Linked DNA regions of Homo sapiens: region 2 is linked to region 1. A link is an interaction called in ENCODE POLR2A ChIA-PET data of the cell type or tissue named here. Cell type or tissue: Panc1. All regions are shown on one strand. Each heading gives the region's core, and the rest is flanking DNA. Links, peaks and the distances in the headings are about the cores only.

The links. Peaks named below come from ENCODE experiments on the same cell type or tissue, not always from the same donor. Only the 100,000 strongest peaks of a DNase experiment are listed, where the experiment ranks them.
Region 2: POLR2A ChIA-PET joins it to region 1 with 5 read pairs; 2 of 35 experiments call an interaction of 5 or more read pairs at or near these places.

The regions. Positions count from the first base shown.
Region 1 is chr17:27,645,689-27,661,403 of GRCh38, forward strand. LGALS9 (galectin 9) reads left to right here. Exons shown (of 11, transcript NM_009587.3): 7 at 173-223; 8 at 859-900; 9 at 1,342-1,430; 10 at 1,582-1,744; 11 at 3,148-3,872. The coding sequence ends at 3,294. It also overlaps the pseudogene NOS2P1. Among named protein-coding and RNA genes, the nearest start is that of LGALS9, 22 kb to the left of the region's middle. In Panc1, for the core only: no CTCF peak of the experiment used is centred there; no DNase peak of the experiment used is centred there.
Region 2 is chr17:27,569,652-27,585,366 of GRCh38, forward strand. KSR1 (kinase suppressor of ras 1) reads left to right here. Exons shown (of 21, transcript NM_001394583.1): 3 at 7,841-7,988; 4 at 12,995-13,454. Among named protein-coding and RNA genes, the nearest start is that of LGALS9, 54 kb to the right of the region's middle. RefSeq lists enhancers at 144-904, 9,644-9,713. In Panc1, for the core only: no CTCF peak of the experiment used is centred there; no DNase peak of the experiment used is centred there; H3K27ac peaks cover 665 bases.

The DNA.
Region 1 (15,715 bases), core at 365-5,364:
CCTCGCTCATCCCCTTGAGAGAAGAGACACCTGGGCCCACCCTCTGTGGGGTCTGTGGGGCCATTGGGCTTGTTACGCCCCCTGGAGGGTGCCTGCCGTGTGGCGCCCTCTGGTGGGAGCTGGTGGTTTTCACACGTGAGAGCCTGGGTGAGACCTGGTTTCTTTCTTCCAGACCCAGACAGTCATCCACACAGTGCAGAGCGCCCCTGGACAGATGTTCTCTGTAAGTCTACAAGTTCTGGTCAGTTCACAGCTGCACAGTGTCCTCCTTCACCAAAAACTAAACTCCCTAGAGCCCTAGAGTCGGGAAGAAAGCGGTTTAGCAAGGAGGATGGGGACACTAGGGGCTGAGTGCTTGGCTCAGGTGACATGTGGCTAAAGCTGTCCTTGGGACAGCAGAGATTCTGGAAGAAGCAGGGTTTATCCAGTGGTGGAAGAGACAAGTCCCCTAGAGACCGGGAGGGAAACTGGTCCATCTGTCACCAAGTGGGGAGTACAGTGGCCCCAGCACCCGGATGTGAGGTTCCTGGCCCTGCATCCTGGGTCCCCAGGATGTCACTATTGATCACAGGCTTAAGCTCTTCTCCTGATGGTGCAAATGAGGCAGGGGGGCTTAGAATTAGTGGGGCTGCCTGCGGAGGGGTTGAGGGGCAGGTGACCGTGGTGTGGTCTGGGAACACGGCAGGAAGTTCCAGGAAGGCTAACATGAAAAGGGAGGTAGACGGGCGAGTCCAAGGGCCAAAGGCTCACGAGGTCAGCCTCACAGTGGAGTCCTCTCTAGAACGCGTGGGTGCGCCTGGGTGAGTGCTCGCGCACCCATGTGCTCTCCCATTGAATTTCCTGGTTTCTTTTCAACAGACTCCCGCCATCCCACCTATGATGTACCCCCACCCCGCCTATGTAAGTGGTTTCTCAGGGAGGGCAGAGGTTCTGTTTGTGGTGGGCAGGCTGGGGGTGAAGGGCCGCTGTGGGGGGATCCACTGGCCTTGAAAAATTAAAAGCAGTCATTTGTTAAGCTGAAGGGCTTCAAAGCATCCCAGCGAATTAGAAGGCTGTGGAGAGGAGCTTTCAACCTTAAAACTGTCGTGTCAATATGAGCACATTGCATGTCCCTCCCTTTTCACCCCACGAAACGAGTCTTTTTGTGTTTGGCCAAAGTTCCTTTCATGACACTAATCTAAGCCCATTAATTTGAGGAGCACTGGAAAGTTTTCCTTTGGCTTTTATGGAACCAAGTAAAGATATCATGGGCTTCTTCTCAGCTGACAGCCCAAATTCATGGGAACTGGTACAATCTTCCCCTTCCGCGTGGTGGCTGACCTGTCCCCCTTCTTCCGACAGCCGATGCCTTTCATCACCACCATTCTGGGAGGGCTGTACCCATCCAAGTCCATCCTCCTGTCAGGCACTGTCCTGCCCAGTGCTCAGAGGTAAGCCAAGGGCTCCAGTGACCTCTGGGAAGAGAGAGCCCTTCAAGGTCAGTCCAGCCATTCCCCTGGCTTCAGGAAGGCTACTGATGATGGGGAGGAAATGGGACTCAGAATTCGGTGGATAAAGGTTCAGGTGGGCTGCCCACCCCAGGTTCCACATCAACCTGTGCTCTGGGAACCACATCGCCTTCCACCTGAACCCCCGTTTTGATGAGAATGCTGTGGTCCGCAACACCCAGATCGACAACTCCTGGGGGTCTGAGGAGCGAAGTCTGCCCCGAAAAATGCCCTTCGTCCGTGGCCAGAGCTTCTCAGTAAGGCACCGCAGTCTGGAGCTTGGAGAGGCTCCCATGGGTGCACAGGGGGAGGGGGTAAAGGAGGTTTGAGGTACCTTGAACAGTATGGGGGCTGATTCCTCTGGGATGAAGGCCCAAAAGAAGAGAAGGTGGCCAACAAATTATTATTATTATTACTGTCCCGCATGAAGGAAGTGCTGGGATCTGCTTTTTCAGATGAGGAAACAAACTCACAAGTGCAGGTTACTTGCTTGTGGTCACACAGTCAGTAAGTGTCAAATCAGACCCAAGAAGGAGGTGTTATTCATTTCTTCATTTACTCAACAACCATTTTCTTGTCGCCTGCTTTGCGCAGGAAGCACCCCACATGCTGGGGGCACAGTCATGAAGCACACAGACAGGGTCCTGCCTCCAGGGAGTTTATAATTTAGGTGGGGAAAGAACAAGGAAAGTAAAGCATGGACAGATTGTCACAGATAACGACAGTGCCACGCACAAAGCAAAACAGAGCGATGAGATAGAGCGAGCCTGGGAGGGGCAGCTAGGGCCAACGTGCAGAGGCACGGGTGTGGCCTGTCCAGGAACAGCAGGCAGGCGTGCTCCACCCTGACTACATATTCAAATCACCCAGAGAGCTTACAAAGGAAATATCAGTGCTGGGACCCCAGCCCAGGCCAATGAGGCAGTCAGCTGGGCATTCGTATTTTAAAAATATGCCTTAAGTGATTATACTCTGCAGTCAGAGTTGAAAATGACTGATGTAGGGCTTTGCAGCCATGGAAAGGAGCTTGGATTTTAACACAGTGAAAAGCCTCAGGAGTGTTTCAAGCCAGGGAGCAACATACTTTGATTTGTAGACAGCTGTGTGACCTCGGACAAGTGACTTAATTATTCTGTGCTTCAGTTTCCTCATCTACAAAATGGAGCTAATAATCATGAATTTCCTAGAGTTGTAAGAATGGAATGAGACAGTATCTGTAGTATGCTTAGGACAGTGCCTGGCAGGTGGCATGTGTGATAGGAGTGTTAGCTATTGCAAAGGGAAGGAGGTTTTAACATTTGTACCCTGACTGCTTCGTGGAGAAGGCATTGGGGTGGAAAAGACAAGTTAGGAGACTGATGCTGCAGGAGCCCAGGCCCAGAGCACTCCTGTGTGCTGGGCCTGAGGGATACAGACGGCACAGGCCAGTGCTCCTGTCCCTGATGGGGTGGGAACAGTATTCTAGACCAGGGAACAGTACAGGGGAAAGAGCACGCACAGCCTGTTTAGTGAAGAGCCGTCGTTCAGTGGGGATAGAGTGCAGGTGAGGGGCTTATTAACAACTGAGGAGGGAGGGAGGGTGGGAGGGAGGGAGAGAGGAGGCTGCAGTGAGGGTGGAGGACTTCCCAAGTGTAGTGCAAACGGCATGATCTCTGCACAGGTGTGGATCTTGTGTGAAGCTCACTGCCTCAAGGTGGCCGTGGATGGTCAGCACCTGTTTGAATACTACCATCGCCTGAGGAACCTGCCCACCATCAACAGACTGGAAGTGGGGGGCGACATCCAGCTGACCCATGTGCAGACATAGGCGGCTTCCTGGCCCTGGGGCCGGGGGCTGGGGTGTGGGGCAGTCTGGGTCCTCTCATCATCCCCACTTCCCAGGCCCAGCCTTTCCAACCCTGCCTGGGATCTGGGCTTTAATGCAGAGGCCATGTCCTTGTCTGGTCCTGCTTCTGGCTACAGCCACCCTGGAACGGAGAAGGCAGCTGACGGGGATTGCCTTCCTCAGCCGCAGCAGCACCTGGGGCTCCAGCTGCTGGAATCCTACCATCCCAGGAGGCAGGCACAGCCAGGGAGAGGGGAGGAGTGGGCAGTGAAGATGAAGCCCCATGCTCAGTCCCCTCCCATCCCCCACGCAGCTCCACCCCAGTCCCAAGCCACCAGCTGTCTGCTCCTGGTGGGAGGTGGCCTCCTCAGCCCCTCCTCTCTGACCTTTAACCTCACTCTCACCTTGCACCGTGCACCAACCCTTCACCCCTCCTGGAAAGCAGGCCTGATGGCTTCCCACTGGCCTCCACCACCTGACCAGAGTGTTCTCTTCAGAGGACTGGCTCCTTTCCCAGTGTCCTTAAAATAAAGAAATGAAAATGCTTGTTGGCACATTCATGTGGGTTGACCATGGCTTCTTTAATTCATTTGGAGACATTTTGGAGTCTGTGGAATCGGGCGGGGGTGCTGCTGAGAGGAGTGGGATGGGAAAGCATGGACTCCCTTTGGGCAGGGGGTCCTGACCTCACACCTCCTCCCAGAGGGTCTCTTGCAAATCCCACGAGGGTGTTGGAGAAAGCAGGCTGGGGCTCTAGCCTTTTGGGCAGGAGTCTCGGACACAGGAAGGGTGGTAATGGGGGACACCAGGAAACAGCCCCATGCCTCCGAGATGGGAGAGGGGCTGGGGCAGAGCCTGTGAGGGCCACAGCAGGGTCAGAGCTGCCTCCTCAGACCTGGCGTCCCAGTGGGAGGAGGTGGCTTGGGGAGGGGGGTCAGGAGAAGCTGATCCGAAGCACCGTCTGGGTGTGTGTTCCATTGTGGGTCTCCCCGGCATTAGGGGTTAGGGCTTGCGTGGGAAAAGTGGCTCAGTGTTCATGTGTGGGGTTCTGCCAGCCACTGGGCCACTGCCCAACAGCCCAGCTCCGCGTCCACGTGATGCCAACACATCCTGCTTGGCTCAGCAAGAATCCAGTTCCTCAGGCCCCAGTGTAGTCCTCGGAGCTGGCAGCACCAGCAGCAACTGGGAGCTTGTTGGAAACGCGGCATCCCGCGCACCGCCCCCCTGCCCCGTGACACACACACATACCTACCTGAGAGATCAGAGCCTTCGTTTTCACAACACCCCAGGTGAGACACACACATTAAAGCTGAGAAGCCGGCTGGGCATGGTGGCTCACGCCTGTAATCCCAGCACTTTGGGAGGCCGAGACAGGCAGATCATCTGAGGTCTGGAGTTTGTGACCAGTCTGGCTAACATGACAAAACCCCGTCTCTACTAAAAATAATAATAATTTAAAAAAAGTAGCCGGGTGTGGTGGCGGGCACCTGTAATCCCAGCTACTCGGGAGGCTGAGGGGGGAGAATCGCTTGAACCCAGGAGGCAGATGTTGCATTGAGCCAATAATGCGCCATTGCACTCCAGCCTGGGTGACAAGAGTGAAATTCCGTCTCAAAATTAAAAACAAAACAAAACAACAACAACAACAAAAACACAAACCTGAGAAGCCCCGGTCCGGGAGCGGACTCCTGGCTGTGTTGCTGAGATGCACGGCTGTCGCGCAGGGCACAGAGCTTTTCTGGAGCCTGAGGTTGACACTACACCTTCTCCTGCCACCTGAGACTCTGCTGCTAGAAGAGGGAGGGGAGAGAGAGGGGCGAAGTCGGCTAGGGCGGCCAGGAGGCAGACACCAAACCCGAGCTGGGAGCCGTGTGTTGCTAGGACCCCAGCGTCCCCTGCTGAGCTCCTTCCTTGGTTCTGACCAGGAGAAGGAAATGGGGCTCAGTCTCTTAAGAAGCCTTCCTTGGCCAGCTCCAAACCCGGGAGGGTCCCCAATCCCTCAGACGAGGATGCTGTGGCCCACACTTGCCTCGACATGTTGCCTTCCCAGGGACCACATCCGTATGAGACAAACTCACATGGGACAGGTGGCCCCAGAGCAAAACGCTAAGACAGTGTCTAAGAAGAAGCTCAAGGCCTTCCCAGAAGCGCTGGCCTCATGTGAGAATCCCACCCACGCCAGACCCCGTTTCAGATCCTTTGTGAGGGAGGCAGGCCTGTGCCCCCTGCCCTACCACAGGTCTTTGGACAAGCAACGAAGCTCCATCTTCTGCTGTCACACCTGGCAGCCATTTCAGAGGAGCCATGGCCTGCCTGGGTTGTCCCTCTGTGGGGGATCTGTCCAGGCTGCGACACCCACCAGCTCCCCACTCTGTATAACTGAGGGCCACATTCCCTACAAAACAGCCCCCAACCCCCCTCCCCCGCCACACACACATACAGTGTGATTAAAGTAAAATGCAATTCATGTAAATATCTCCATCAAGGAATCATACAGGGAAGACCCAAGTGGCCGTTGGGAACAGACTGGGTGTTAGTTTTTTAAATACAGAGGCATAAATAACTGTACACAAGGCAGTTAAATACACAGTGGTGTGACAGCACCTCCTGGTGGTCACTTGAAGTGGTGCACTCAGCAGCGGGTTCCATCTTTCACCCACTTGCCAGGCCTGGCGTTGAAGATTTCGTCTCCAAGGGACCAGGAAGGCCCCAGCTTGAGAGAGGAGGCTCTGATCAATCCAGGGTGCTACTTGGTAGGAGGTCAAGTAAAGGGCTTGATGGGGAATGAAGTGAAAAAATAAGATGTGAGGCTGGGGGATATCACTTTCCTCCATCTCCCCAGGCCCTGTGACCTCGGATAATGCAGAGCTGGCTCCGTGGTTAAGTTCTGTGCCGGCAGCTTTAACCCCTCCTACGGGCCGTCAGAGCGCTGACATCTCCAGGCTCCTGGGCTGCACTGCCGCCTTGTCTGCTTGTAGGGAAATACAGCACCAAAGATATCTTCGTGATAGCACTTCTGGCTCTTTTAGGTGGAAACAGAGACCAAAGTGTCAAGTCCAGGCTGGGATGAGCCCCCGGGGTTGCCCAGCTTCCCTATCACATGGACCTCCATGAGCCATCTGTCTTCCCAACTGTCATACTAAGATTGTGCTTGAATCTGGTTTAGACTCTAACGGCCCTCAGCACCTGCTCTGGTGCGGGCCCTCTAACCATCTCCAAAGCTTTACTTAGCATACCCATTTCCTGCCCAGCACTCATCCCCCACCCAAGATACTCCAGGAGGTGTGAGCTCTGAGATAAATATGTTTGGGAAATGCCACATCCTTTCTTTCCTTCCAGCCTTGAAGGGTCCTGATGAGCAGCAGCATGCTGAAGGCTTCCAGAAGTCTTGTAGTAAAGCAACGTGTTTGCCTTGCCTTAACTAAGCATGTCCCAGGCTATTCGACCTTGGAACCTTTTTGATGCCAACTGTCTACCGACCCATTCAACGCATTTGGGGAAATGCCTGTTATCTCCTCACTGTTCTTCAAACACACCAGCTTAACTCCCACCCCCGGGGCCTTTGTACCTGCTGCCCCTCCAGAACAGCCCAGAGTGTTTCCTTCAGTATCCACAGGGCTCCTCCTCACCATCTCAGGTTTATTCTCAGATGCCGCCTTCCAGCTCCGCCTTCCCTGGCCACCCTATTTAAAATTACACTCCCCAGCGTTCTCTGGGCTGTTTCCTGCTGTTTTTCTCTGAAGCACTACAGCTCTTCCTTGTTTGGGTTTGTCAGCCCCAGTAGAATGTAAAGAATTTTTGCCTGATTCATTTACTGCTCTATCCCTAGCACATAGTAGGTGCTCAAAAAATGTTTGGTTGAACGTACGAATGTGTCTTAGGGAGAGTATGGAAGTGACAATCACAGGCTTTGGTACCACAGAGAGGCAGACTGAGCTCTAGGCTTTCATATTCACTGCTGTGGTCCCCGTAGGCCCCCTTCCCTCTGCAAAATGGGGTGCCTCCCTCACAAAATCCTCGGCAGCACTGAACAAAATGTCACAGCAGAATCTTTGGCAAGTAGTATGCCCAGTGTAAGCCCTTGATAAATATCACTATTATCTTCATCAATAAAATGCAAGCCCTTCCTGCTGGGGGGATGAGGGTGAGCAGACGCCAGCCTGGGTGTAAATAAGAAGTGTGAGGTTCACACGAGGCTGACAAGGGGCAGCCTTGCTCTCCCCTGTGTTCACAGCCTTGCTTTGGCCACACAGATACTTTCTGAAAGGGGGGTTTGGGGAGAGGCCAGGGAGACTCTCCTGCCCCCATTCTACAGATGGAAAAATGGAACACATTCCCCCGACTTCTCAAAGCTGCCAACTGGTCCAGGATGTGCAGTAGGGCCTTCTGACAGCCCACCCAGCTCAGATCTCAGCCACTGCTAAGATTCTCTTGGGGCCCAGAACTTTTCTGGGCCTGACTCCCCTGGGTCTACCTGCCACCCCTGGTCCTGGCTCCAACGGCCTGTGCCCTTGGCCGGCACCTTCAGCCCACACACCCACTACTATACCTTGAGCTGAAAGAAATAGTCCTCGACCTGCTCCTCATTCAATTTCAGCTTGGCAGCCACCAGCTGCTTCAGGGTGTGGGCCACATCCCAGGCCATGCGCATATCCCAGCAAACATAGAGGTGGCCTGGCTCCTCGTGGAGTACACGGAGCACCTTGCTGGCCAGCTGCTGCTGCAGGATGTCCTGAACATCGACCTGAAACCAGAGGAAGTGGTGGGTTCAGTCCCCAGCTGCTGGGGACAAGGCTTGCAGGCAGGCCTGCTGTCCTCAGGGAAGTGGGGAGAGGGCACTAAGGGGTGAGGAGTGAGTCCCCTCCCAGCCAGGACCTTGCATGGGGCCAGGCTTAGGATGAGGCGCACAGATGCCCCTGGGGCTGGGCTGGGATTAGAGAGATAAATGCTGGACACAGTCCTGCCCTCGAGGGGCTGACCATCCAGTGGGGATCCCAGACTGTCTCTGAATTTGCCATGCCTCAAAGAAGCATCAGTGAAGCCAGTCCCCCTGCCCAGGGCTCTGTCTATACTCTGGAAAAGGTAGCCTCTCAATGCAGACTGTCCATCAGGTCCCTGCAGGGTACGGATCCCGGGCTTCGCAGTTAGAAGGTCCAGGAGTCAGTCGGGGACTCTCTGCTCCTGCTCCACACAGGATGCCCAGTGGCCCCAGCACTGGGCACAGAGCACTGGACCCGAGAGGTGCCCTGATGGGACAAATGTGTGAGGACCGAGAGTCTGTTCTGACACCTCCGGCTCAGGAGACAACGCGGCCCTGGGGGCAGCAGAGCCTGTCTGAGGGCCGTGGTGGAAGCGTTGGCCGCCCTCCAGTCTTGCTGGGCTTGACACAGCCAGCCTGGATCACCTCTCCCTGGGCAGTCGCATGTCCCAGGGGTCCTGCTGGGGACCTTCAGCAGGCTAAGCTCTGGGCTTAACCCGCGTGTGACCTAGGTTAGTCCTGAACCTCTCCGGGCCTGTCGCTTATGCTGTATGAGAGGGTGTAACGCTCTTCATAGCATCACTCTGATGGTTGTGAACTACCTGCATTTTAGAGCTCAAGAGCTGAAGTCTCAGGGAGGCGAGGGGCCCGTGGGGACCCAGGGCTCATACTGAAGCCTGTGTGTGTAATGGCTTCACCAGCTTTTAGGCTGCATTTACCTTAGCTTGCCAGGCAGGAGGGAATAGGCGTGTGCACCGCATGCAGCACCCGCTTCCGGGTCATCTCTAGCATCTCCTCCCGGTAGGTGGCGGTCCTCATCTGGGCGGCGGCACCAGAAGACCAGGGTCCTGCGGCCTTCCAGCACTACTGCCGGGAGTCCCGGGCTGTTGTTATCATGTTGGCCACCAGAGGGCGCAACGGCTCCAAGCCCAACTGGAATTCTCACTTAACTCCCACAAGTATCCTAGCTAGTTAATAGCATTATCCCCACTTTACAGATGAGGAAACTGAGGCCCAGGGCATTCAGATCACTCATCCATAGTCACACAACTGAAAATGCAGATGCGGGATTCCCTCAGCCCATCGGAGCTCAAAAGCAAGGACTTTCCCATTATCCCCACTACCAGGAGAGGGAGCCCCGGCTCCGGTGCCGGAGACGTGAAGGCGGCCATTCTAACCCACAAAGGCCCGCACAGGGAGGCAAACTTGGGAGATCTTCCCTCCAGAGAGGTCCAGGAACCGTTCGTGGGGCTGCGGTTCTGATTCTAGGCAGGCGCTGCCCCTGGTGCCCCTGCCACCTGGGAAGCCTCCAGCCTTACCCTTCCGCTGGGAGTCATGGAGCCGCTGCTGCCAGAAACTGTGGAAGGGAGCGATACCTGTGCCAGGCCTGACAAGGATGCGAGGATGGGAGGGATCCTCGGGGAGGTGGAAGCCGCTGACACGGAAGAGGACAGGAGAAGAGGGGGCCAGTCCTCAGACACCCCAGGCCCACGCACACACAGGATGGCTGGGGAGCTGGGCCTGTGGGGGGTGGTCGTGAGGAGATGGAGAGGACAAGAAGCTCCTATTTGATTTCCCATGTCCTGCAGGCTGCTTCACTTCTGTCCAGGCACCAGCACCTCCCCCAGGTCCTTCTGAAAAAGGGCCATGCTCACTGGACTCTGGGCCCCTCCAGCACTGTTGTCATCGTTGTCCCTGCTAGAGACAGGCACACCAGTGTGACCCCAGTGTCTTCTTTATGGGCCACGGGGCCCCCGAGTGGCACCTAAACCCCAGATCCCTCCCTTTCCTCCCGGAACCCCCAGGGGTCGGCGGTCCCACAGGGGACAGAGTGGAAGGGGTGCTTACTTCCGCACAAAGCAGGGCACTGGGTTTTGAGGCTTCAGTTGTTGAGCCATGTGCTGCAGACGCCGTGGTGCAGGGGACCCTGGCCATCTGCTACGATACCACAAAGTGACCAATGTCCCCTACTGCCCATGTGCAAACTGTACCAGCTGCTCCGCCCACACCACGGCCTCCTTGGACGCCCCCACTCAGGCACTCTCAGGACTCAATGAGCAGCTGTTTGTTCTGGTTCTGAGATCCACCCTCTGTAAGCGCGGAGCTGAGGAACGTTGAAAGGGACTTAGAGAGGTTGCAGGTTGTCCCGTCTGCCCAAGCAGAAACTGAGTTCCGGAGTGGAAAAGTGACTTGGAGAAGGTCACTCAGGTCGCGGTGGAATCAGGTGGACAGCTCAGCTTCCCTGACTCCTACTCCAGTGCTCCTTCCAAAGACTTTCTCCGGGAACACTCCCAGCTCACCACTGAGCTCCACTGACAGCAGCATGAAGTGGCCCCTCAGGGTGGCTACTGCTGTGCGTGCTCATGAGCGTGGCCCTTGCTGGTAGCAACCCTGGGTGGTGGATGAGTTCCGCGCATTTCAGCCTGCTCTGGCACCTTGCTTTCCTCCTCAGTGGGCCCTCCCGGGCTTGTAGAAACCCAGGAGGTTTCTCTGGGTTCTGTTCCCCTTACAATGGCCCAGCACTTGAAGGAGGCCTCCAACCAACTGCAGAGGTCCCCCTGGTTTTCCTCGGGATTAAATTTTGCTCTCACAAGACATGTAGGCCTCTCCTCTCCTGGTCTGGGTGGCTGTTCTCTAGCAGGGCAAACAGAGTCTCTGGCCAGTTTTTAGAAACTGTGTTTGTGCTTCCTAGAGGACAGAGGACTCAGAAGTGTGGGCAGCTCCCAGCTTTGCCCACCCAGGCAACGCTCAGTTACAGAGGGCAGGGCAGGGGGCAGCGGCCAGTGGTGGAGCCGAGACCACCTGGACGAGATGTTGGCCTCCCGCTCTATGGCAGCATCACCCCGCCCCCTGCCACCCCGGCCCACTTTGCTTCCCTCAGTGACCCTGACCTTTCCTTCTTGGCTTCAGCACAATGAGAATAATCTAATTATTTCTATGCCTATCTCTCCACTGCCGCCTCTAGATGCTCCCTGAGGGCAGGGCTGATGTCTGCTGTATTTCCACACCCACCCCAGTGCCAGGCATGAGGAGGTGTGAGATAAACCATCACTGAATGAGCTGAGTAAGTGAATGAACAATCAATGCAGAATCTCCCTTGTGTTCAGGCTGCACGACCAGGAAGACTAAGAACCACTGGCCTCCCACCAAGCATTGGGTGCTCTCCACGTCTGATCTCATTAAATTGTCCCAAGAGTAGTGGAACAGTGGGGTGGTGGAGGACTTGGACTTAGCAGTTAGACTAATCAGGTCTGAATCTCTGCTCTCCACTTACTAACAGTGTGACTTTCTGTGCCACCTGTAAAATGCACACAGGGCCTACCCCACAATGTAACTGATCATATACATACAGAAGGCTTGGTTTAGTGCCTGGTTCCTACAGATCTCTCCCACACGCCTCCTATTACGGTTAACAACTCTGGGTGGTGGGTGTTCCCTCCCTCCTTGAACTGATGAGGGAGCTGAGGCTGAGTTGATGAACAGATGCCCAATAAGGGGCAGACTGCGGCTGTTCCAGATCCTCCTCCCTGGGCTCACCTCGGGTGTGGTACATGAGCACGGTCACAGTCAGGTGGATCTCCATGGGCATGTGATCCCAGGAGGAGCTGATGGAGTAGAACCTGGGATTCAGAATGGGGAGCTGGGAGAGCAGGAAGCTAGCAGACACCCACAGGGACAGAAACTCCTCCAGCACCTCCAGGAACGTGAGGCTGTTGGTGAACTTCCACTTGCTGTACTCTGAGAGTAAGTGGAGGGTGATGTGAGCGACTCAGGGCACCTGCCCCACTTTGGGGGAAAAGGCTTTCACAACCTAGTAGTCATTCATTCATTCACTCACTCACTCAACAAACAAGTCCATGTGCCAGGCACTGTCCAGGGTGCTGAGACTACCGAGCTTGAGAAGAAATAGTTCCTGTCCTGGAGGAACTCAGTCCAGTACATTTATCTAACTTATGTGACCTCCTCCACTGTCGGCAACTCGTGGGCAGGGGTCAAATTTTTGTTGCAATTTAATTTGGGGCAAGGCTTTGGAACCAATCAGACCTGGGTTTAAATCTTGGCTGGGTGTCCTCACTAGCTGTGGAATCTCATCCCAATTACTTAACCTTTGTGAAACAAGGATAGTATTGCCTGCCTTGTGGGGATGTTATGGGAATTAAATGAGAAAGCATGTGCCAAGTTAGTACATTGCAGCCACAAAATAATGGTGGTGGAGGTAGTTGGAATCGAGATAATTAGCTATAATGATGACAATAATAATGACAACCAGTGCCTTTTGCAGACTTGGAACCAGACAGTTGCAGGTGAGCTAATGCATTCTCTCATTAACTTATTAATTCAGCTCTCCATCTGTCACTCTGCCCATTATGCCCATTTATCCATTCATCCACACCATCCATCCCCCAATACATCTTAAGTGACAAGTTTATTCCAGTTTTGGGGAAAGCAAAGACGGATAAGGGCGGCTCCCCTTTCTAGCTAATGTTCAAGGCAGTGCACTCTGGTTGCATCCTGCAGACACTTGGAAAAATTCAGTTCACTCAACACAACTGTGTCCTAGACATGGGCCAGCGGACGATGCCTGGCTTCCCACCAGCCTTTGACAAGTCTCACTTTGGGAACCTGGTGTGGATCCCTCTTGAAAGTTAAAACCAGCTCTGGACTCTGGCTCCCCACATGCTGGGACCCCCCACATACCCCCACTGCCCACCAGCCCTGATCTTCACCTGGCACAGGGCCTCCAGCCTCGTCTCTCAGGCTTTTCTGTGGCCACCTGGGCCAGCTTTTGGAGCAGCAGCTGGGTGGGGGTGTGGTGATGTCCAGGAAGTAGGTGAGGGCCTGGCTGAGTGAGCAGGGGGGCAGCCTCTTGTCACTGACCCAGTAGCTGCCTGGATGGGGAAGGAAGGTGTCAGGATGGAAAAGAGGCCCCATTCAGGATTCTCAGTAGGTAGCGAGGCCCCCAGGCAGACACCCTCTATTCTCCAGCTGCAGGGGAAAGGAGGCTCTAAAGACCTGGCTCTAAGAGCAAAAGGCAGGAAGAAGGTGGCGCATGGAGAAAGGACTGCCAGGGAAGGCTGATCACCAGCCCCCAAAGGGGCAGTAAGTTGGCGTGGTCCTGATAAACTAACCACGTCCTTTTCTGGCCCAGACCTGAACTTTAGCAAGACACTCACCGGTGATCTACAGACTCACAATGACTAAATCCACCAAAGACTAATGGATACCTCACAGGCCAGTTGTTCACTTGGAGAAAAGCCCATGACTGCAGTCCCTTGGGTGCTGTACCAAGAGGTGCTGGGTGAGCAGAAGATGAGCTCAAAGGGAACTCCCAGGGGGCAGCATGCAGGGCAGTCACAGCACAGACCCTGGGGCTGGAAGACATGGGTTCAAACCCTGGCTCTCCACTTCCGAGGTGACTAAAGCCTCTGGGCCTTGGGTTCCCTCCCTGTGAAACAGATCTGATAGCACAACCTATCTTGCTGGGTTGGCATGAGCGCTGAATGAAATTGCGCACATATAGTTGGTGCTGTGGCCAGGTGTGGTGGCTCACACCTGTAATCCTAGCACTTTGGGAGGCTGAGGCGGGTGGATCACGAGGTCAGGCATTCAAGACCAGCCTGGCTAACATAGGAAACCCTGTCTCTACTAATAATACAAAAATTAGCTGGGCGTGGTAGTGGGCACCTGTAATCCCAGCTACTTGGGAGGCTGAGGCAGGAGAATCACTTGAATCTGGGAGGCAGAGGTTGCAGTGAGCCGAGATCATGTCACTGCACTGCAGCCTGGGCGACAGTGTAAGACTGTGTCAAAAAAAAAAAGTTGGTGCTGTGCCTGGTAAACATGTTCCCTAAATATTAGGTAAAAATATGAGTATGACGTTATTTCCTCTGACCAGGGTCCTGATGAACCACATCCATCACCCTGCAGTCACAAGGACATGTGTCTCCTCGTCCTCACTTTCTCCTAGATGGTGGCGGACACTGCCAGGCTCTGCCTCTCTGATCCCACTTTTTTTTTTTTTTTTTTGAGATGGAGTCTTTGTCACCCAGGCTGGAGTGCAGTGGAGCAATCTCAGCTCATTGCAACCTCCTCTCCCCGGCTTCAAGCGATTCTCGTGCCTCAGCCTCCCGAGGGGCTGGGATTACAGGTGTGCACCACCATGCCCAACTAATTTATTTTGTATTTTTAGTAAAGATGGGGTTTCACCATGTTGGCCAGGCTGGTCTTGAATTCTTGACCTCAAATGATCCACCCGTTTTGGCTTCCCAAAATACTGGGAATACAGGCGTGAACCACCACGCTCAGCTGATCCCACTTTCTGACTTTGGCCACTGCATTGAGGGGGATACACTGGTGGTGTCATTATCACTGGGGAAACTAAGGCCAGGGAGCCATGCCTGTGGCTGGGACTGTTTCCACAGCTGCTTTCACATAAGATTTTGGCAGCCCACCCTCTCAGCAGGAAGGACAGGGATGACTGTCACTGGCAGGCCCAGGCTCAGCCCCTCAGCCAGATGGGGTGGCCAGAGGATGCCAGGCAGCACTGGCTCCCTGGCCCAGGGCTCACTGCTCTCATCCAGAGCCTCCAGGTGCCCTGTCTGGTGGGGTGTGGGGCCATCCACCACTCGCTCCAGCATGCCTTGGACCAGGGCCAGCTGGTTGCCTGGGCAAACCCCAAGGTGCTCCCTTGGCAGGTAGTTCAGGCCTTGGCCCTCCTCACAAGAGAATTCCACCAGGATGGTGGTGTGGCTGGGTAAGGAAATAGAAGCCTCAGGTGGGCCGGGCGCCATGGCTCATGCCTGTAATCCTAGCACTTTGGGAGGCCAAGGTGGGTGGATCACCTGAGGTCAGGAGTTCAAAACCAGACTGGCCAACATGGTGAAAGCCCTTCTCTACTAAAAATACAAAAATTAGCTGGGCGTGGTGGCAGGCACCTCTAATCCCAGCTACTCGGGAGGCTGAGGCAGGAGAATGGCTTAAGCCCGGGAGGCAGAGGTTGCAGTAAGCCGAGATCACGCCACTGCACTCCAGCCTAGGCAACTGAGTGAGACTCCATCTCAAAAAATAAAAATAAAAAAAGAAGCCTCAGGTGATGTTGCAGGATTTCCTCCAAGGATCCCTGATGGGCAAGAGAGATTCCCCAGGAAATGCACTCTCCTTTCACTTACCTGGCTGGTTCCACAAGCCTGGGCTGCCACCCTGAGCTTGGGAAGCATCCCCACAGCCAGGGGTGCTTGAGAGGGCCCTGGGAGCTTCCCTCTGGGGAGGAGAGGGGCTCACCCCTTCCCAGCAGCCCTCTGAGCCCCCCGAGCACTTGGCCACAGCCTCTGCCTGGAGAAAGCATCCCTCTTGGAGATAATGGACATCAGAAGAAACCTTTCCTTGTCACCAGGACAAATGCTGTTCTTATTAGAACCAAGGCCA
Region 2 (15,715 bases), core at 5,291-10,290, 71 kb before region 1:
ATGAAATTTGTTTCAGTATCCATAGTTAAATTTTATGGGAGCACAGCCACACCCATTTGTGTACGTGTTGTCTGTGGCTCTGGTGGTGCCACAGCAGCAGAGTGGAGCAGTTTCGACAGAGACCATGTGGCCCACAAAGCTGAAGAGACTCTGTGTGGCTTTCAGAAAAAGTTTGCCTATTCTCACACTATGTATTATACCTCTGGATTTATAGAAGGAGGAATGGGGCCTTTCCACGCTGATAGGGAGAGCAAGGAGGCAGCCACAGGACAAGCTTTCCAGGAGGGTGGGCTGGCCTGGAGAGAAAGTGGTGGCTGTGGTGACAGCGGGTGCAGCTGGAAGCTAGATATCTGGTCCCAGGCAGAGTTGAAAAGTGCCAGCCTCCTCCAAAGGACTGGAGTGGAGGCTAAGTGGGATTAAAAGGGAACATGGAGAGACCTCCTTGGAGGAGCCTCCTGCAGCTGCTTTAAACCCCACTGCCAGAGCTCACCCTAGCTGGGCCCAGGGATAGAGCGGTGTGGGGTCTGGAAAGTCATATGTGACCTGTGATGCCAGTGGTGGCAAATAAACGCTGCCCTGGGAAAAAGGGCTCACTTCATAATGCAAGGCAGTGGACACAAGGGCTGGCTGGTGGTGGGTTGAGATGGCCTTGTTCTGTGTGGCCTTGAGCAAGTTACCCGCCCTCTCTCAGCCTTATCTCCCATCTCAGGCTGTTAGGAGGATTGCATGTGCTGACCTCTGTGGTTCATCTGACAGTGCCTGGCACGCAGGACATGTGTAATAAATGCTTATTGCCCTTTCTTGAACCCCTCTCATCTCTTTCTCCCCTTTGACCTCTATTCCTCCACACCCACCACTGTACCTTCTTTCTAAACAAGCTTTCAATCCCAGGCTTACCAATGCATACGTGAGAAGAAGCCAATCCTGAAGGTTCCAGTTCAAGCCCAGCTCCCTACTGTGAGCCCCTATTTGCTTTGTGGAGAGGGAGGCAGGGACCTGGGCACAGGAGAGGACGTCTCCTGGGACAGCTGTGAGTTTGGGCTGGGCTCGAGTTCAGTGGAAGGAATGTGGCCTCCTGAACACAGCCGTGCTGTGGCCACATCTGCCTTCTGGTCTGGACATCCCCAGACCTGTTCTGTCCTGGGCTGCCTTAGCCAGACTTTGGGCCCCAACGCCTGTCTGCCCTCATGGTCCGCACCTCCAGAAATTCTGATTTGGCCGGTCTGAAGTGGGGCCCAAGCATTGCGATTCATTTTTAAAGTCCCTGGAAAATTCCAGGGCACAACCCGGATTGAGAGCCGTTGATTTGTTCTAGGCAGAACCACTCATTTTATAAATGGGAAATCCGAAGCCCAAAGAGGGGCGGGGACTTGTCCGAGGTCAGGGGCATTGCGGGGACCCAGTCTGGCTCTTTGCTTCACTGTGTTGGCCTCTAGGGAATGGTGTTAAGAGGGGAGTTTGCCCTCAAGGAACCAACTGACTCTCCTGGGAGGGGGTTTTGTTTGCCTTGCTTCCCAGGGGTGGGGTAGTGAGGAGGCTGGGCCCGGAACTGGCCACAAGCAAAGCCAACATCCCCAGGCTTTCTGCTGATTTCTGTGGAAGCCCCTGGAGGCTGCCTGACCTGGGCTCTTGCCTCAGCCCTTCCTGTGCCTCCCAGAATATCTGACTGTTACTATCCAAGTCTCACTCCTCCCTCTCCATGAGCCCCAATGGTGGGTGCAGGTAGGAGAAACATCTGTCAGGTGCTCCCTTGCCAATTTGAGACATGTGGCTCCCAGCCTGGGCTGCCATAGAAACCTTCTCCACTTGCTCCTCTCTCTCTCTCTCCTTCCAGCCCCGCTGGGCTCTGGCCTCAGAGGGATGTGCAGGGTCCTATGTCACCACCCACAGGGCTCTAGGAGCCCACCTTTGGCCTCTCTGGTCTGACCAGTTCCTGGGGAAAGGTCTGGGGTTAAGGATCCCTTTCATCACCCATGCACACCAGTGATCCAGGTTCCACAGATGGACCTGTGTTCCAGCAGCACTGCCTGAGGCATGTTCTAGGGATGCAAAACTGAACAGAAACACAGAGCCTGGGTTTGCTTCTTGATCTTCCTTCAACCCAGCTTTCACCCGTGTTCTTGCGTGAAGTGCAGTGTGTTTGTATACGTGGCCGGTACAGCAGCGGTGCCGCCCCTGGCATTTTCCTGGTCCACCTGACTGGCCACAGGGAGTGTGGCGCCTCTCAGTGTCAGCAGGCCCAGGTTTCTAAGTATAGACCCCAGGCAGCCCCGTGGCTGCTAGTAAATCCCTGGATACCATTTGATACCTAACTGGCCCTGAGCTGCCGGCTTACCCAGCATGGCCTGTGACGCCAGCCTCTGCCAGCTGCTGGGGGAGGGGGTAGCACGTTGCCCAAACCCATCCTCACCCTCCACTGGAGAGAATGGAGACCAGCAGTCTCCTGCTAATGACATGACTGGATTGTCACAGACTGGGAGTGACCTCAGCACTCAACTGGCCCTGCTCTCCAATTATTATCAGAAAGAATAACTTAATCCCACCTACTGGAGAACATATCTCCTGGTTTGAGAGAGACAGGCAGAGGCAGGGAGCCAATGATCTCTGATGCTGTCACTCTGCTCCTCATTCCTGCATCCCCACCTGTGTGCACCCATGCTAACCCTGAGACTTGTCGGAGCTGGGACTGGGCATCTCTCAAGATGGATTGGGCATCTCCTATGATGGTCTGGGCATCCATGTCTTCCGTTTTTGGTTTGTAGTTCCATATTTTGTTCTTTAGACAGAAGCTGGGGTGGGCAGTAATTCCTTGGAGGCAGTACGGACTCCCAGCCGGGTTCTCCAGAACTTTGGGGTATGGGCAGAGAGAGGGGCCTTTTGCCCTTGGCTTTGAGACAACTTAGCATCTTCTGGGCACCTCCTGGCAGATGGGATGCCCTCCTGGGGCACTGGAGCCTCTCAGACCTGAGAAGGTTTCAGAGTGGCTTCACCTGCGAGTTCACCTTCAGCAGGTGGCAAAACTGATTCCCTAATTTGTTTTTGGTTTAGAGATGATCCAGGAAAGTTGTGAGTTACTCTGCTTTGAAAACATCTTCCTAAATCAGACTTGGCTGTGCCTGTCACTGTGGGTGGGCGAGTCACATCCATGTGTGAGGTTTCGGGGGTGCTGAGTTGCTTTGGGGCACTGTTGAGTCATGATACTGGGAGATATCAGGGCCCCTCGCAGGGGCCTTCACAGCCACGCGACCGTCCTGGTAGCTTTCCTTTCTTGATTAAGTTAACATTGGGTCTCAGAGTCAGTTGTAGAGTTGGGAGGTGGGGCACTTTGTTTCCAGGGTGGGCCCCTCACTGAGAAAGCCTGGTCCCCTGGAGTACTTGCTACTGGGCCTGCATCCTCCCCCGTTTGCCTACAGAAATAAAGTTTTAGATGTCACTCACTGATCAGATTAACCTTGGAAGGCATCAGATTCTTCCCATGGGGTCTCCGCGCTTAGGCCTGGAAGCCCCATGTTCCTCATGGACATAATTTGTTTTGTTTGCACAGATTTGAATTAGTTATCACCATGTAAAAGCCAGCCATTTAAAAATAAAAATTCAGATTTCTTTAAAACCAGAAGTTCTGGTGCCCCTCCATTGCCTGCCCCTTTCCCCAACACCAAGGGAGGAAAGCGGGGGTTTTCTGTTTAGCATTGCCATTGCTGCCGTTGGGTTTCTTGTTCAGTAAAAAGGCAGAGAAGTGTGTTAAATCAAGTTTAGCCTAGAGCTACCTCCTTAGATATTTTAAGTTCAGCCTAAAGGTTTTTCTGTATATCATGAACTATAACAAGTGGAGGTATAAAAACACTGTAGACTGCACTTGTGCCAATCAAATGTAGCCAACTGTTCGAATCTTGTTCAAATAAGGCAAAGGAGCTGTAACCAATCCAGCTGTTTCTGTACCTCACTTCTATTTTCTGAAAGTAGGTAGAAATTAATTTACTTCGAAAAAAATAATTTCCCCTGAAAGGTAGCTGCTGTATCCCAAGGCTTTGCCAGGTTAACAAGTGGACAGCATGGAATATTTGGAGGAGGTTTGGAATCGTGCGCACGTGGGTTTCAATTCTGCTCAGCCACTTGTTAAGCTGTGAAGTCTCTGAGCCTCAGTAAGATGGACTTAACTCCATCTACTTGCGGAGTTGATTAAAGATAAAATAATGTATACAAAGCCCTAGGCATATTGTTCTGGCAAATAGTTTGTAATAATAAATGTAGTTACTTTGAGAACTTGAAACTTGGTATGGGTGAGGAGGAGATGAATAAAAAGAAAGAAAAAGAATCCCTATTTGCATTATAGTTAGGTTGAAGATTGGGTTTCCTCAGCCTGGCTCCCTCCCCAGCCCCATTAAACATCTCTATCATCATCTGGGCAAACTGCTGAGTCATCACAGCCTTGGAGTATGTGGTGGAGAGACAAACTGAGGACACCCTTCCGGACAAGTAGAGGATTGCTTTGTTCAGATAAGGTGAAGGTTGCTCTTGTGCTTACCCTGACGGTATCGCCAAGGTGCTCTTAACAGTCAAATGAGGGCAAAGATATCCAAACCTCATTTCAGTGGAAGACAGGCTAAGGGAAAGAAAGCAAGACATGTTGATTGTATAGAAGCTTCTGCATGGCACCATTTGTCTAATCTGCCTCCCCTGCTGGTGCCGTTCTCATCAGTGGTTCCTGTGACACTTTAGTTTTATCTTCTGGAAGGCAACCAGGGTTTTGGCCAACCAGTGATGAGCTTCTTGGTACAGTTATGTGTCTGGCTTTATTTTGGTGTGATCATGCTAAGTGGTGATGTGATTCTTGCCTACAGCCCTGAAGATTGAAGAATATACTGAAAAGCTACAAAAGCATCTGCCGTCAGCGGGTACAGTAAAAAACAAACAAATACAGAAAGGCAGGCATCTAGCTCCAGCCTTGCTATGGGAGAGAGGGGTATGGGTTGGGCCTCATACCTTCAGGACTCAGCCAGTATCTTCATTAGGGTTAGTTTTGACGCTTGAGACAAGGAATTACAGCATGTAAATGGAATGACAATGAAATTAGTCCTTAAAAGTAAAATTAGACACAACTTGCTAAAAATCAGGATTGGCTTAGATTCTCAAGAACTGTGAGCTTTATAGCAGTCATTTGATGTGGAATGTCTGGCCTTCTCTGTTACAGAAAATCTGGAAAATATAGAAAGGGTTAAAGACAAAAAAAGGTCTGATCTGGTCCCATAGCTCTTTGAACTCTCTCTGCTCTAGTGCGCATCTTACTGCATTGTAGTTACCTGTTTAAATGTCTGTCACTCCTCCCACTGGGCTGTAGGCCACTTGAGACCAGAGGCATGTCCCATTGGTTTTTTATATTTGTCCCAGGTTTGGTATTGTTGCTGGATATAGGGGTCCCATTCTGGATCCCAAAAGAGGGTTCTTGAGTCTTGCACAAAAAAGAATCCTGGGTGAGTCCACAGAATAAAATGAAGGCAAGTTTATTAGAGAAGTGGAGAAACAAAAGAATAGCAACCCCGTAGGCAGAGCAGCCCTGAGGGCTGCTAGTTAGCTATTTTCATGGTTATTTCTTGACCATATGCTAAACTGGGGTAGATTATTTGTGAATTTTCTGGGAAAGGGGCAGGCAATTCCTGGAACTGAGGGCCCCTCCCCCTCTTTAGACCATATAGGGTAACTTCTGGGCATTGCCATGGCATTTGTAGACTGTCATGGTGCCGGTGGGAGTGTCTTTTAGCATGCTAATGCATTATAATGAGCATATAATGAGCAGTGAGGAAGACCAGAGGTCACTTGGGATACCATCTTGGTTTTGGTGGGTTTTGGCTGGCTTCTTTAGCTCATCCTGTTTTATCATGGGGTCTTTGTGACCTGTATCTTGTGACCTTCTCTCTCACCCTATGATTAAGAATGCCTGACTTCCTGGGGATGCAGCACAGCAGGTCTCACCCTCATTTTACCCAGCCCCTATTCAAGATGGAATGGCTCTGGTTCCAGTGCCTCTGACAGTGTCATGTGGCTCAAAGTAGTCAGAGCTGGAGAGGTTTCCTCCCTCCCTGATGAGAGGAAAGGGCACAAGTTTTGAAGTCCACTGAGCCTTGATTCTACCATTCATTCTTTGTATTTTCCATTGCTTCATAACAAATTTAGCAGCTTAACACACCACCCGCTTATCATCTCATGGTTCTCTAGGTGGAGGAATCCACTCAGGCTCTGCTTATATCCCTACTTGGGATCTCACAAGGCTGAGGTCAAGGTGTAGGCCAGGCCTTCCTCTTACCTGGAAGTTCTGGAGAAGAATCCACTTCACGTTCATTCAGGTTATTGGCAGAATCCATTTCCTTGTGGCTGGAGGTCTGAGGTCCTCATTCCCTCAATGGCTGTCAGCCAGGGGCTACTTTTTTTCCCAGAGGCCACCCCCATTCCCCTCCTCCTTCAAAGTCTGCTTTTCACGCTTCAGGTCTCTTGACTTCTCTGTTACCAGCTCAAGAGAACCCTTTGCTTTTAAAGGGCTCTTGTGATTGGATGAAGCCTACTTGGATAATTTCCCTTTTGCTGTATATAGTAATACCCCCTTTTCTGTAGGGGATATGTTCCAGGACCCTCAGTGGATGCCTGAAACCATGGATAGTACTGAATATATATATATATGATGTATACTGTGTTTTTTCCTATACATACATACCTCTGATAAAGTTAGTAAGTTGGGCACAGTAAGAGATTAATAATCAACAATAACAAAATAGAGCAATTATAACAATACACTATAATGAAAGTTACAGGAATGTGGTCTCTCTTCTCTCTCTCAAAATATCTTACTGTACTGTTCTCACCCCTCATCTTGTGATGCTGTGAGATGATAAAGTGCCTATGTGGGGAGAGGTCGTGGCAGTTGATCTGATAACCAAGATAGCTACTAAGTGACAAACAGGCCGGGAGTGGAGACAGTGTGGAGACGCTGGACAAAGGGACAATTCACGTCTCCGGTGGGATGGAGCTGGATGGCGCAAGATTTCATCACATTACTCAGAATGGTGCATAGTTTAAAACTATAAATTGTTTATTTCTGGAATGTTTCTGGCATTTTCCATTTAATAGTTTTAGGCTATGGTTGGCTGCTGGTAACTGAAACTGCAGATAAGAGGGAGACTTCTGTAATGTAACAAGATCAGGAGCAACACCAGGGGACAAAGGTCACAAGACCACCTTAAAATTCTGCCTGCCACTTTCTTCACCGTATGGCCTAGTGACCTCGTGCAGGTGACATAATCTCTCTGAGCCTCTTTCTTCATCTGTCAGGTGGGGCCAGTGAAAAGTTTTGATAGAAATCAGGTGAGGCAGTAAGTGCCTCTGCAGTGTTTGGTGAGGTTTTTTTGTTTTTTTTTTTTAAATCCTTCCTTTCTTGAGCCAGTTTGATTTGAAATCTCTCTTATCTGATTCAGATACAACAAAATTGTGAAGGGCCATCTTTGTCTGAAGTACTCGTCATTCTAAAAAGTTGTTATGACTCGCTGTTTTTTTTCTGTGCAGAGGAGTAAGAAGAAACAAGCTGGGCAACATGCCCTCGTCCAAACCTTTCTGGTCTTTACTTCCTCCCCTCACCCCCCACCGAGTCTGCTTCAGCTGCTGTCTCTGGGAGCCTGGAGGGTGGGGGCCAGGGAGCTCTGCTTGTGTCCCCAAGCACGTGGTGGCTCTGGTCAGAGGCCGGCCCAGCCAGCAGCTGGCCCCTGCCACTCAGCAGGAGGCCAGCCTGAGGCTGAGGGGCTCCCGGCCCAGCCGACTGCTCACCGCCTCTCTGCCTGTCCCTCTGTCCCCTTAGGAGATCCCCCGAGACCTCACGCTGGATGCCCTGCTGGAGATGAATGAGGCCAAGGTGAAGGAGACGCTGCGGCGCTGTGGGGCCAGCGGGGATGAGTGTGGCCGTCTGCAGTATGCCCTCACCTGCCTGCGGAAGGTGACAGGCCTGGGTACGTGGGGCCTGCCACCCTCTCCCTTGCCTGGCCTGGTGCCCTTGGGGCTGTGGCCTTCACTATGGTGGGTGATGGAGCGGGGCAAGCGTGGCCCAGGGTTTCTGGGGCAGCCTGGAAAGGCCAGGGTTGGATGTTCACAGCCTCCTGAGAAGCTCTCCCAGGGTCCTCAGGGCTCTGGATCCTGGTGGGTCTGGCCAGGCCGAATCTGAGGGGTTTCAGCCATGGTTAGAAATCCCAGGCCTGTCTGCTGGGCTGGGCTGGCCTGGCATGGTTTCCTCTCTGTTGAGGGCTCTGTGTACCCTCTGCCAGCTTCCCACATTCCAGCCCCCAGCCCTCTCCCCGTCTTCTCCTGTCCCCATTGCTGGCTGGGTTCTGTGCTCAGAAGGCACATGCTGATGTGGGCCTGAGCCAAGGGTGATTAGGGAAACTCTATGGCTCTTTAGCTGGGAGTGTGTACGTGGCTGTCCCAGGCAAAGTGTGTAATCCTGGCCTTGCCACGAGGTCCTTGGGAATTATTCACAGGCTTTCTAAATCTTGCGTCGGAAACAGCTTCAAATGCCTGACTTAATGGTCCCACTACCACATAGATAAGGCATTAAAATAAGCCTCATGAATGGAATCAGGCCTGGTTTTTAATTATCTGAGGCCCCTGTCTTATCTCCGTCTGCCTGAGGCTTAAGGAAGGCACCAAGGTTTATATTCTGCCTGGTTTTTTCTTCCCAGAGAGGATCGGGCTTAATTTCCTCTCTGCCCTCATTGTATCAAGTCCTCTGAACACGGCACAGTGTAGAAAGTTGCACTCAATTCAGAAAATCTTGACCTGCCAGGTCTCCCGGCAGATGCTGAAAATAAACACAACAGAAGTGTGGCTGGTGTTCTTGTTCTCACATATTACAGGAGACTGAGCTCAGAGAGGGAAAGGGCTTGGGTAAGGGCACACAGCAGTTGGTGGCTGAGCCAGAATTTGAACCTTGGGCCCTGATGGCGATTGGTTTGTCCCCATGCTTGCCACCCAAGCTGAGATCTTTGGGGTAATTTGTCAGCCCTTCTTTGCTTCCTCCTTATGCCTGGATTTTAAAGAATTGTGGAAGAGTCAGCTTTTAAGTGGTAGTGACCTATTTGTGTCATGCAGGCTGCTGTCTACCTGTCCTAGATGCCAAGAGAGGGAGATCACTAATTTATGCACCTACTGTGTGCCAGGCGTGTGACACACATATTGTGGCCACATCGTTGTAAGAGGTAGTGTTGAGCTCGCTTTGTAGCTGAGGCCTCTCTGACCACTGGAGGCGTTGGATGAGTCATCTGGGGCCCCACACCTGGCATGGAGCAGAGCTGGGCTTTGAACTCAGGTTTCTTGTTCAGAGGGTGCTTTTTCCAGCAGGCCTTAGAGGAGGCCCCTGAAGAAGAAGCATTTTCTGGGTTTCTTCTCTCTCATTTAGTCTCAGCTTGTGGTGCCTCTGCATCCCCAGCAGAGTCCTAGCCCCATCACAGTCCAGGACACCGGCCTTTCGTCTGCCCAGTGCTGGCTGCACTTCACGGGCACCTGCTGGGATCCGCTGGGTACCAGTGATCCCATTAGATTGTGCATCACAGCATCTTCATTGCATCCCCATGGGGCTTGGTGAGAGCAGTCTAGTCAGAGTACAGGTGGGCTATGGAATGAAACCACCTGGGCCCTGCCTGGGCCCAGCACTCTGCTCGGCCACTTAGAACCTGTGGGACCTTGGTGAGTTACTTCACCTCACTCTGCCTCAGTTTCCTCATCTGTAAAATGGCAGTGATAACGACACCTCTCTCAGGGTTGTTGTGAAAAGGAAATGAGTTAACGTAAAGTCCTTAGATCAGAGCCTGGCATGTATTAGATGTTCTTTTCAGTGTGAGGCCTATGAGGTGATAGAAAGTGTTGAAGTCATTTCCTTTGCAATCTCTGGTCTAAAGAAAGGTGAGTGAACAGCTGGGCATGGTGGCCCAGGCCTGTAATCCCAGCATTTGGGAGGCTGAGGCAGGCTGATTGCTTGAGTTCAGGAGTTCAAGCCCCCCCTGGGCAACATGGCAAAACCCTGTTTCTACAAAAAATACAAAAATTAGCCAAGAGTGGTTGTGTGTGCCTGTAATCCCAGCTACTCAGGAAGCTGAGGTGGGAGCATGGCTTGAACCTGGGAGATAGGGGTTGCAGTGAGCCAAGATCATACCACTGCACTCCAGCCTTGGTAACAGAGCCAGATGCTGTCTCACCAAAAAAAAAAAAAAAAAAAAAAAAAAAAAAAAAGTGAGTGAAGGATGGTTGTCTGTGCTGGTGAATAGGAGATGAACATTCCTGCTGATCCTCCCAATCCTTCACCCGAGGCAGATATCACTAACCCACAGATGTTTCTGTGTGACTGTAGTGTCATTCTCAAGCAGCCACTGCCAATCAGCTGGTGTCGGTGCACACATCAAGACCCACTGGCCATCCTCAAGTGGGCCTAGAGCAGTGGTGATTAAATAGGCAACTTGCAACTTTGGGGCTTGTTTCCTTTGGTGGCAAGCTTGCTCCCTTTGGTAGCAGGCTTACTCATAGATTCATGAAATTCATCCTTTCATCTGCTCAATAAGAAACCTGTTTGGTGCCTCCAGTAGGCCAGTCTATGAGCTACAGTGTCAGTCATGGCTGTAGCTCGTAAGGAGCAAGCGGTATGGGAGCACAGGGACTGAGCAACTCCTGTCTAGTCGGTTCCTGAATAGAAAGTCACTGCAGTCAGGTGGGAGGAAGGGTGTTTGAAGAGGGGATGGGATGTGCAAAGAAACTTATGAATTGGGAAGGCTAATTCATCCCCCCTATTCTTGAGAAGTGGCTTGACCACCTCTGATGGAGCTTGTTACCTCCCACAGCTGTTCCGCTCTAGGTTATTCAGAATCAGTAGCATTGTCGGGGGCAAGGTGGGGAGCACGGTGCTGAGATCGATGTTTTCAATTCCCATCCCACCACTTTCTTAGCTCTCTGGCCTTGGGCAGTGTCTGTGGCCTCCCTGAGTCACAGTGACCTCCACTGTACACTGGGGAGAAGAACAGATATTGCGGGAGGGAGGAGGGAGGCAGGGCTTGTGCAATACAGGTGCGTCAGTCCCTTCTCACAGGCTGTAAAGAAATACCTGAAACTGGATTGGTTATTTATTTATTTATGAGACGGCCTGGAGTGCAGTGGCGCGATCTTGGCTCACTGCAACCTCTGCCTCCCGGGTTCAAGCGATTCTTGTGCCTCAGCCTCCCAAGTAGCTGGGACTACCAGTATGCACCACCACACCTGGTTAATTTTTGTATTTTTAGTAGACACAGGGTTTTGCCATGTTGGCCAGGTTGGTCTCGAACTCCTGACCTGGTGATCTGCAGGACTGGATAATTTATATAAAAAAGAGGTTTACTTGGCTTATGGTTCTGCAGGCTCTCCAGGAAGCATAGCAGCTTCTGGTTCTGGAGAGGCATCGGGAAGGCTCCAGGCATAGCGGAAGGCAAGGGGGAGTGAGGCGTCCCACAGTGTAGGAGCAGGAGCAAAAGCAAGAGCGAGAGGGGGCAGGGAGGTGCCACACACTTTTAAACTCACTCTCTCGAGAACAGCACCAAGAGGATGGTGCCAAAACAGTCATGAGAAACCACGCCCATGATCCAGTCACCTCCCACCAGCCCCCACCTCCAACATTGGGATTACAATTCAATATGAGATTTAAAGTTCTTAGCAAGACATTCAAGGCCCTTCCTGATCTGGCCCCACTAGGCTGACCCCCCCAGCTTCATCCCTTGCCTCTCCCCAGCTTGTCCTTACCTCTGACAGCACACAGAACTCTTCGTAGTGACCAGAAGGTGCCGTATGCCCTTACCTTCCCATTATGCTGTTCCCTCTGCCTGGTGCTCCTTCTCCACCTTCTTCCATAGCTGGCTCATGTGGAGCTAGCTTCATAGGTGGCTCCCAGGTGCCACCTCCTCTGGGAAACCTTCCCTGGCACACTCCCTCTCTCCACCCCCACAGCTGATTTAAGGTCTGCTCTTCTGCAGAGCCCCCTGTCCTGGCACAGAGCATACATAGTGTGTTATGTGCCTGTCATGCCCATTCGACTCTACAAGCACAAGGATGGGTCTTTTTAGGCCTTTCCACCCAGCATCCAGCATGTGCTTGAATGGCTGTAGCTCAAACACTACAGAGCCACACAAGCCTCGGGGGCCTCAGGCACAGGATCATGGTAGGGGCAGCCCACAGTCACTCGAAGGCTGGTGTAGAAGGAAGTGGCTGTTGATCCCTTTCTTCCTGGATCTTTTTTCACAAGCCCCAGAGCACTTTGCTGTTGGATGCTCAGAATAGCCCCTCGTCCCAATGTTTGAATTTTCTTAAAGTGGAGTTTTTCCTTCCTTCACACACCCAGCTTCCCTTTCCTAACTCTTAAAGATTGGTCACCCCTTCGGTTTCTGAGGTCACCCCACTTTTGGGGTGGGTTTCCTGGATTGCTCCCCCAAGACCTGCCCATAAGAGCCCTGCACGAGCCAGTTCCTCTCTGGGCTGTGCTTCCTCCTCTGTAAAACAGAGATCCAGGTTGAGTATCCCCTATTTGAAATGCTTAGAACAAGAAGTGTTTTAGAGTCTGGGTTTTTTTAGATTTTGGAGCATTTGCAGTATGCCTACCTGTTCAGCATTCCCCATCCCCAAATCCAGAGTGCTCCCATGAGCATTTCCTGTGAGTGTCATGTCGGTGCTCAGAAATTCCCAAGTTTTGGAGCGTTTTGGATTTTGGATTTTCAGATTAGGGATGCTCAACCTGTGGTAGTATCTGCGCCGAGGGCCTCATGGTTGGCTAGATAATGTGTGCGCATGAGTGAGCGGCCTTTATAAACCAGGTAAAGGTTGGTAGTTGAAGCCTTCCCTTAAGAAACAGTGCAGCCTCACACCAGGTGTTGAACATCTCTGGCCCCTAGCCATCTCCCCTGTGAATTCCTTCCAGCCCTGACCATCTGTGACTCCACGTCTTGGTCCACAGGAGGGGAGCACAAGGAGGACTCCAGTTGGAGTTCATTGGATGCGCGGCGGGAAAGTGGCTCAGGGCCTTCCACGGACACCCTCTCAGCAGCCAGCCTGCCCTGGCCCCCAGGGAGCTCCCAGCTGGGCAGAGCAGGCAACAGCGCCCAGGGCCCACGCTCCATCTCCGTGTCAGCTCTGCCCGCCTCAGACTCCCCCACCCCCAGCTTCAGTGAGGGCCTCTCAGACACCTGTATTCCCCTGCACGCCAGCGGCCGGCTGACCCCCCGTGCCCTGCACAGCTTCATCACCCCGCCCACCACACCCCAGCTGCGACGGCACACCAAGCTGAAGCCACCACGGACGCCCCCCCCACCCAGCCGCAAGGTCTTCCAGCTGCTGCCCAGCTTCCCCACACTCACCCGGAGCAAGTCCCATGAGTCTCAGCTGGGGAACCGCATTGATGACGTCTCCTCGATGAGGTGAGTGCTCCTTCTGGGCAGCTACCAAAAGTGCCCTCTGTGGTTTTCTAATCATAAAGATATATGGAAGGACCAATAAAATCAACCCCTATAGACGTGTGTAAAGTCAAAAGTAAAAGGTGCCCCCATCTTTCAGTCCATTCCTCAGACTACTTTAGTGGTGTGGGCTGAATCCTTCTAGATTTGGTTTTGTATGTACACGTACATGCACATGACGTGATGCCACGTATGGGTCAGGGTAGGCCAGGTTACACAGAAATAACAGATATGCCCAAATCACCAGGTCTTAAAGGAACAAAGATTTGTTTCTTGCTCATGCCGCCTTGTCCATCTTGTCCATCATGGGTCAGCCTCCTTCCGGGCCCAGACTGTCTGAACATTGCTGGCCACGGTGGCAGAGGGAGAAGTGAGTTCCAGATGTCATGCCCTGGCAGCTGCGTACTCCTTCTTGGAAGTTCCACCCACCATTCCTGGCCCAACCTGAACAGGAGAATGAAACAGTGCTCTTTGCCCACACGCCCAGGAGGGGAGAACTGGAATATTTGGCAGAAACCACTAGTGACTGTCAGATACCATACCATCTACTCTGTCCCATGACTTGTTTTTTCAACTTCCCTTGGTATCTCTGAGAACATCATGTCAGTACATCTTGGAATGTTTTACTCTTTTGTTTAGTTTTTGACTTACAAATTTTTCTATCTATATATTTTGAACAAGTGAGACAGTCACATGGTCCAAAGCGCAGCAGCTCTGTGGCTTCTCAGGGTACGTGGTGAAAACTCTACCCCACCATTTTTATTCAGTCACAGGGTTCCCCTTTCAGGAGCCAACCAGGCTAGCAGTTTTGTGTATGTCTATAATTAATTAAACCCCATTTGTTTGACTTGTTCATATTATTTCGTTGTATAGTTTATCTTGTCCCTTCTTGATGGGCGTTAGATCATTGTCTTTTTTGTTACAAAGATTGCCCTTGTCAGTATACCCTTGGCAGCACAGAAAGAAAGGGAGTGTTTTCCTTGGGTGCCTCTTACCTTCTTGTACCCCTGAGGATTGGGGCACCTGGTTTCTCTCCTCGGCATGGGCACCCCTTTCCTACGCTTGATCTTAGCCAAAAGGCCGAGAAGCAATAAGGGCACCCTTTTTCTAGGGGGTTCCTTGGGCCCTGGTGTATCTTGGGCCTTGGAGTCATCTTTGGAACGGGCCTGATCCCCTCTCCCAGTGCATGCTGTTAGGGTCCTTTATGGGATGGAGCCTGGACAGCTCCGATGGGTTTGAGTATGCTGCCCAAGGAGGAGAGATCCAGGTGTCACCGACCCTGCTGCTCCCACTCGGGCTGTCCTGCTGGGGCCTGGGTCCCACCCAGAAGGGGCTGTAGAATGCAGTGATGATGGCCACACGAACATGGGTCAGTCAGAGGAGGCCTCACAGTGGGCTCAACCCAGTCCCTGTGTTTCTGTCTTCTCCCAAGAAGAGCATTAGGAAAGCTGTGGTCTCATTCCCATGCTAGAAGGTGGCAGGGACACAGCTTCAGGCAGATGACACAACTAGCCTCAAACTCCAGCCAGTGACTGAGCCTCAGACCCTGGGATTCTGAGTCCAGTCCCTGCAGAGCTACCAGAACCAGCACTGACGTGACGCTCAGGCCACCTCGCTGTTCTGGTGACCCCTGAGTGCTCTGCTTCCTCCAGCTCCATGTGTTCTCAGGGGCAGTGGCTGCCCCCTGGGGAGGCTCAGGGTGTGTCCCTGCCTGACTCTCCTTTCAGGGGCTACCTCTGCTCTGCACAGCTGTTATCTCTGCCCTCCTGTCCAGCCACACCCTTGCCAACTGATAGTTATTTTTTCTTTTTCTGAGAAGGAGTCTTGCTCTGCTGCCCAGGCTGGAGTGCAGTGGCGCAATCTCGGCTCACTGCAACCTCCACCTCCCGGATTCAAGCGATTCTCCTGCCTCAGCCTCCCGAGTAGCTGGGATTACAGGCATGTGCCACCACACCTGGCTAATTTTTGTATTTTTAATAGACACAAGGTTTCATCACCTTGGCCAGGCTGGTCTTGAATTCCTGACCTAGGTGATCCACTCGTGTCAGCCTCTCAAAGTTCTGGGATTACAGGCATGAGCCACCAGGCCTGGTCTCTCCAGCTGACTGACCCCTTTTCTTGCCTGGCTCTGGGCCAGGCTCTCCCACTGTGAGCCATGTGACCTACTGAGCCTCCTGAGGCTCAGTTTTCTTGACTGTGAAATGGGCTGAACTCTAATTACCATG